Regions from separate parts of the Homo sapiens genome. Here region 1 is linked to region 2. Evidence: chromatin loops called from intact Hi-C (ENCODE). Cell type or tissue: heart left ventricle. All regions are shown on one strand. Links, peaks and the distances in the headings refer to the core of each region. The heading gives the core; the rest is flanking DNA. Region 1 overlaps ATXN1 (ataxin 1). Region 2 overlaps LOC124901268 (a long non-coding RNA gene).

Evidence for each region. Hi-C counts contacts between places; a loop is a spot of excess contacts. Peaks named below come from ENCODE experiments on the same cell type or tissue, not always from the same donor. Only the 100,000 strongest peaks of a DNase experiment are listed, where the experiment ranks them.
Region 1: it touches region 2 in a loop (2.2-fold over the local background); 51 of 110 quality-filtered maps call a loop at or near these places.

What each region holds. Positions count from the first base shown.
Region 1 is chr6:16,408,703-16,411,617 of GRCh38, forward strand. The region is part of intron 6 of ATXN1 (ataxin 1); the gene reads right to left. Among named protein-coding and RNA genes, the nearest start is that of GMPR, 170 kb to the left of the region's middle. In heart left ventricle, for the core only: a CTCF peak has its summit at 1,174 (motif pointing left); a DNase peak (open chromatin) is centred at 1,184.
Region 2 is chr6:16,769,404-16,772,318 of GRCh38, forward strand. It overlaps LOC124901268 (a long non-coding RNA gene), which reads left to right. Exons shown (of 2, transcript XR_007059480.1): 1 at 1-2,915. Among named protein-coding and RNA genes, the nearest start is that of ATXN1, 9.4 kb to the left of the region's middle. RefSeq lists an enhancer at 1-9. In heart left ventricle, for the core only: CTCF peaks have their summits at 1,747 (motif pointing left) and 1,959; a DNase peak (open chromatin) is centred at 1,728; H3K27ac peaks cover 563 bases.

The DNA of each region.
Region 1 (2,915 bases), core at 115-2,614, 360 kb before region 2:
GCTGAAGTAGAACTTGAACCCAAGTGTGTTTAATTCCAATTTTAAAAAACCTGTTTTTTAGAGTTGAGGTCTCTGTCATCCAGGCTGGAGGGTAGTGGCATGTTCTTAGCTCACTGCAGCCTCAATCTCCTGGGTTCAAGCGATCCTCCTGTCTCAGTCTGCTGAGTAGCTGGGACTACATGGATGAGCCATCATGCTTTGCTTAATTCCAAAATTTAATTCTTACCTTGGCACCCAAGAGGGTGTTTGGCACACAGTAGGTGCTTCATAAAAATTGGTGACTGAACAAATAAAAAGAATACATGGGTTCTAAGGTTTAGTCAATCAAATGGTGCAATGAGCCTCATTCTTCACCTAAACTGGTTAAGTATACCTCAGTCATTTAACCTAATAGAAACAGTCATTATAATCAAATAATGTCACAGGATCGATATTTCCTGCTAAGGAATAAATGACTCGGACTTGCTTTGACATTTATTTTCTAAAACTTACTCAGTTTTGCCCCGATATTTATACATCAGCAGGAGATGGTTACCCCGAGAAGCTGCTCTGTTCCACACAATTGCCTTAGCGTCTGTCCTCTTTATGAAACTAAAAAAAAAAAACCACAGTAACTGTAGTTGTTATGAGCACCAACATTTTAAGTCTAATTAAAAATTTGACTTGCTGGCCAGGCACCGTGGCTCATGCCTCTAATCAAAGCACTTTGGGAGGCAGAGGCAGGTGGATCACTTAAGGTCAGGAGTTCAAGACCAGCCTGGCCAACATAGTGAAACACTGTCTCTACTAAAAATACAAAAATTAACCTGGCGTGGTGGCTCACGCCTGTAGTCTCAGCTACTCGGGAGGCTGAGGCAGGGGAATAGCTTGAACCTGGGAGGTGGAGGCTACAGTGAGCTAAGATCGTGCCACTGCATTCCAGCCTGGGCAATAGAGTAAGACTAGGTCTCAAAAAAAAAAAAAAAAAAGAACTCGACTTGCCGTTTATGCAATTTCAAAAGCTGGCTTTTGTAGGTCTAAAATTGTTGTAAGACAATTTTAAAAGCTTCCAGACGTGCAGAATCTGGGGCTCTTCTTTGCCCCCCACCCCACAGCCTCACATGTCTTGGTTTGCGGCTTTTAAACAGCGAGTTCTAGAGAAGTTCCACAAAACTGTGCTCCACCTGCTGGCCTTCTGGGGAAGCTGCGTCTGGGCTGATGATGCTGGTTGCGGGTTGAGCGAAAACAAGGAACAGATTTGAGTTTGTCCAAAGCATGCTTGGTACTTGAAAATTAACCCTTCAAGACTGGGCATGTGTCCAGTGATGCTCTGAAGCTGGCAAAGATGAGCATCAAATCACCAGACGTGCATGGAGAGCATGAGCTGAACGACCGTCGTGATAGGCTTGGCAGAGGATGAAGCAGAGGGTGGCACCGGAGCCCTACCTGGGTGCTGGCACTGCCTCGGCCTCTTGCTTACTATGACGCCGTGTGAATCACAGCATCTAGCGGCCCTCCTTCCCCCTTACTATGACTTCCAATTTTGAAATACTGTGACTCTGCTGTGTACTTAATTGACATCTCTTTCTGAAGGAATTTACAATCCAGTTGATGATGTAAGACCCACTATCATAAGCCAATTAGAGAACCAAACAAGTGCTGAAGGGACCCCTATGGAGGCAGAGAACCTGAAATGAACAGTGAAGACTAAATCTGACTTACAAAGGTGAGGAGCAGGGAGTACATTTCTTTCCTAATGCTTGCACTGGGATTTCTGACGAATACCTCAGAGGCTATGTTGGGCTTTTTCTGATGTAGCGATATTTTGGAGATTATGGTTCAACCAGTGATTTGTCTAAACCTGTTTGAGGATTCTTTCTAACATATCATTCCCTTCCCTACATAAAGATAATATGCAAAAAATCCAAAAGGGTGCAATCATTTGTTTTACTAGAATCTTCTTTATGTTCTAAAGTCTTAATCATGCATTTCTTTCAAATTGTGAGCCTCCAATGAACTACAAGCTTGTCAGAATTACATCTATTCAGGTCATATACAACATCCGTGGAGCAAAGTGAATTTGAAGTTAAGTCTCCTCTTAGTGTAGCAGTACGTATTTTGAATGAGAACGGCCAGTGCTAAAGATGGAAAATAGGTGGGTGGCCAGGCACAGTGGCTCACGCCTGTAATCCCAGCTCTTTGGGAGGCCAATGCAGGCGGATCACTTGAGGCCAGGAGTTTGAGACCATCCTGGCCAACATGCTGAAACCACGTCTCTACCAAAAATACAAAAATTAGCCGTGTGTAGTAGCACATGCCTGTAGTTTCAGCTACTTGGGAGGCTGAGGCAGGAGAATTGCTTGAACCTGGGAGGCGGAGGTTGCAGTGAGCTGAGATCACACCACGGCACTCCAGCCTGGGTGACAGAGTGAGACCTCTGTGTCAAAAAAAAAAAAAAAAAAAAGAAAAGAAAAGAAAAGAAAAAGATGTAAAATAATTTGAAAACAAAAGCCTAAAGATGCTTGCTGAAATCAGCTATTAGTCTGTTCTCTTCAGGAAAATGACATATTATGCATAATTAATAATAATAATAACATAACTAATTTTATGTCTTATTGACTCTAAGGTATGGCTATCTCTATTTACTACTACCTCATATGACTTTAATATTGATATTGAATTAAAGTCAGTGCAAGATCTGTAGTACATTAGTAAGTATGCAAAAATGGGAAATTGAAGCCCTGTTTATAGGTGGTACTCAGAGAAGGCCCAGGGTTGTTGGTGCCAACTGGAAAAAGTTTATATCTGATTATATTAATAGCAACATTGATCTGGCATTTTGCCCTGGCATAGTTTTTTACCTTCTTGAAGGTTAAAAAAAAAAAATCTCCCTGGCTGCATCAGGATTTAAGACATTGGGGAGAAAGAAAGGATAA
Region 2 (2,915 bases), core at 231-2,730:
ACAGAAACTAGCCAGACCCTGATGCAGATCTTGGAGGCAACAAGCTTGGGTGCTTATCTGGGAAGATCAGCGAGGAGTTAATTTTCCTAGATCGCAATGGTGATTCAGAATTGCATATCTTAGTTCATGATTGGGTTTTTAAGAACCCAGTTCGACCCTTTGTACAGAAAGGAATATATCAAAGGGAAAAATGTTGGCAGATCTCCTTATGCAATCAGGGCAAAGGAATTTATACCACATTCAACTCTTTGATTTCTCCAGATCTGGCTGAGGGTGGGGTTTCCATATTTGTGCTTTGGCAAATGTGTCCAATAATTAACTCCTCCTGATATATGCCCCTAGTGTTCTTCCAGGTTATCATGTGCTTATTTGTGCATTTATTAAAACCAGAAACATTTTTGCCCCTTCATTGTTTAAATACTGTGTCTGAGTAATACAGGTTAAATAGACAACAAGAGCCTTGCCTTTTAAAGACTTTACTCCCCACCTAAAGAGGTGAAGGAGATATCATTTAAATAACATTATGCGTGTGCATATACCTTCTATATGGAAAGCCCTTTCTTCTCCTCCCTCCTTTTTTTTTTTTTTTTTTTGCATGGAGATTTTATCCTCATGCTTTTGAGATCCGGCTCAAGCATCAACACTTCTGTGAAGTCTTTCTTGATTATCACAGGAGTCTGCGGCTCTGCCCAATGTGTGAGTCAGAGAAGTGCTATTTTCTTATTCTTTTTATTTATACAATATTTTTTTAAACCTCTAACCGAAAAAAACAGGGCCATAAGCACAGATGGAGAGAGTATCCTAAGTGGGAGCTCTCTTACTTGAATACTTCCTGCTACTCCCAAACCCATTTGACCTCCCTTACAGTTTCAGCGTGCAACTGCGCTTCCTTTGTTTATGCTCCAATTATGTGACTCCCCTCCACTGATCAGTTTTTCATGTAACTTTCCACTGCCCTCTGTTATGAGTTGAATTGTGACCCCAAAAGATACATCGAAGTCCTAACCCCAGTAACTATGAGTGTAGCCTTATTTGGGAGTAGCATTTTTGCAGATGTAATTAGTTAGGATGAGGTTTTACTGTTTTAGGGTGGACCCTAAATCCAATGCAACTGTTGTCCTCATAAGAAGAGAAGACACAGAAACAGAGGAGACACAGGGTAGATGACCATGTGAAGACAAGGCAGAGACTGGAGATATGCTGCCACAAGCCAGGGAATGCCAGGGATTGCTAGCAACCACCAGAAGCTAGAAGAGGCAAGGAAGCCTCCTCTCCTAGAGCATTTAGAGAAAGGATGGCCCTGTTGACACCTTGATTTCAGACTTCTAACTTCCAGAACTGGGAGGGAATAGATACCTGTTGTTTTAAGCCACCCAGTTTGTGGTACTTTGTTATAGCCATCCTAGGAGACGAATGCACCCTCCTTATGAGATCCATGATTCCAGGTCTGTTGGATTCTCCTTTCTTCTCTTTATTTACGTATATGGCCCTACCTCTTCCTGCTGCAGATACTCCTAGGTAATCTGTTCTGGATGTACTTTTGGTCTTGCACCTATGACAATACCAATAAACAAAGAAAAGGTCTAATGGAATAGAAAACTTACAGAGTTCTAGAACCGCCTCCTCGTCATCCCAGAAAAACATCTGGCTTCTGGCTCCAGGCCTCAGAGAGCACAAGTACATTACACTCCTGCACGGGGCGTCAGCTGGTGTCGGCGTCCTCCTCGGCCCTCCTCAGCTCCCTCTGCTGGGCGCCCGATGCACCAGCAGCTTCCCTCTTCAGAAGTAGTCTTCCAGCATGTGGGTGGGGTTGGGGTGAAGAAGAGACCGCAAAAACTAAATTAATTTGATATTGAGGAAATACAATGCTAATTGTTTGGCTTTCTTTTACTGTCTATTTGAGTGTTATCAAAGTGCTTATGAAGACCTTGGTCTTTCTGATTCTCCTTTTTCAAAAAACCAAAAAAAACCGAGAAGCTCATTTGTTTCAGGAAGTTTCCCTGAGCGAGTGGAAGGGGAGGCCTCACACTGAAGCCAGAATACAAAGGAAGTCCTCTTGAGATGGATAAAGCAGTTCTTACATGCAAATCTCAGAAAATGGCAACTCCATCTTTCCACCTGTTCAAGCCCAGAACCGCTGGCAGTGTCTTGACTCTCTCGTCAGACCCCACATCCAATTTGCCAAAAATCCAGTTAAATCTACCTTCAAAACATATCCAGAATCTGACCATTTTTCAGCCCTGGGACTGCTACCACTGGAGTTAAACCACCACCGTCCTTCGTCAGGGTTACTGCGACAGCCTCCTAAATTGGCCCTTACTTCTCCAGTTACCGGCCCACACCAGTCTACTGCCTGCATTAGGTTGATGCCACAGCTCTGCTCAGAGACCAAGGGCTCCCCCAAGGTCAAGTAAAAGCCCTTCATGGCCTACAAGGCTGGCCTCGATCAGGTCCTCAACTTTTCTGATCTCATCTATCCCTGTCCTTGCTCCCACACTGCCAGCCTCACTGTCCTCTTTGCTGGTCCTCAAATAAGCCAGCTGCTCTCTTGCCTCAGGGCCTTTGTATTAGCTGTTCCCTCGGCTTGGAATGCTTTTCCCTCTTGTGTTCGCATGGCCCACTCCTTCATCTTCTTCAGGTTATTTTTTCTAAGAATCAACCTCCTAGTGAGGCCTGCTGTGAACACCCTACTAAAAATTCTACTCCCTCACTTTCCCGATCCACCTTGCCCTGCTCATTTATCCCATAAATGTGTTGCTTTATAACATTCTATGTCATCTACTTTGTTTGTTTGTTTATTGTCAGGAGGGCAGAGATTTTTTTTTTTTTTTGTCTGGCTCATTCATCTAGAATAGTTCTTGGCACATGATAGACACCCACTAAATAGGCATTGACTATTAAATGAATTAATCAGT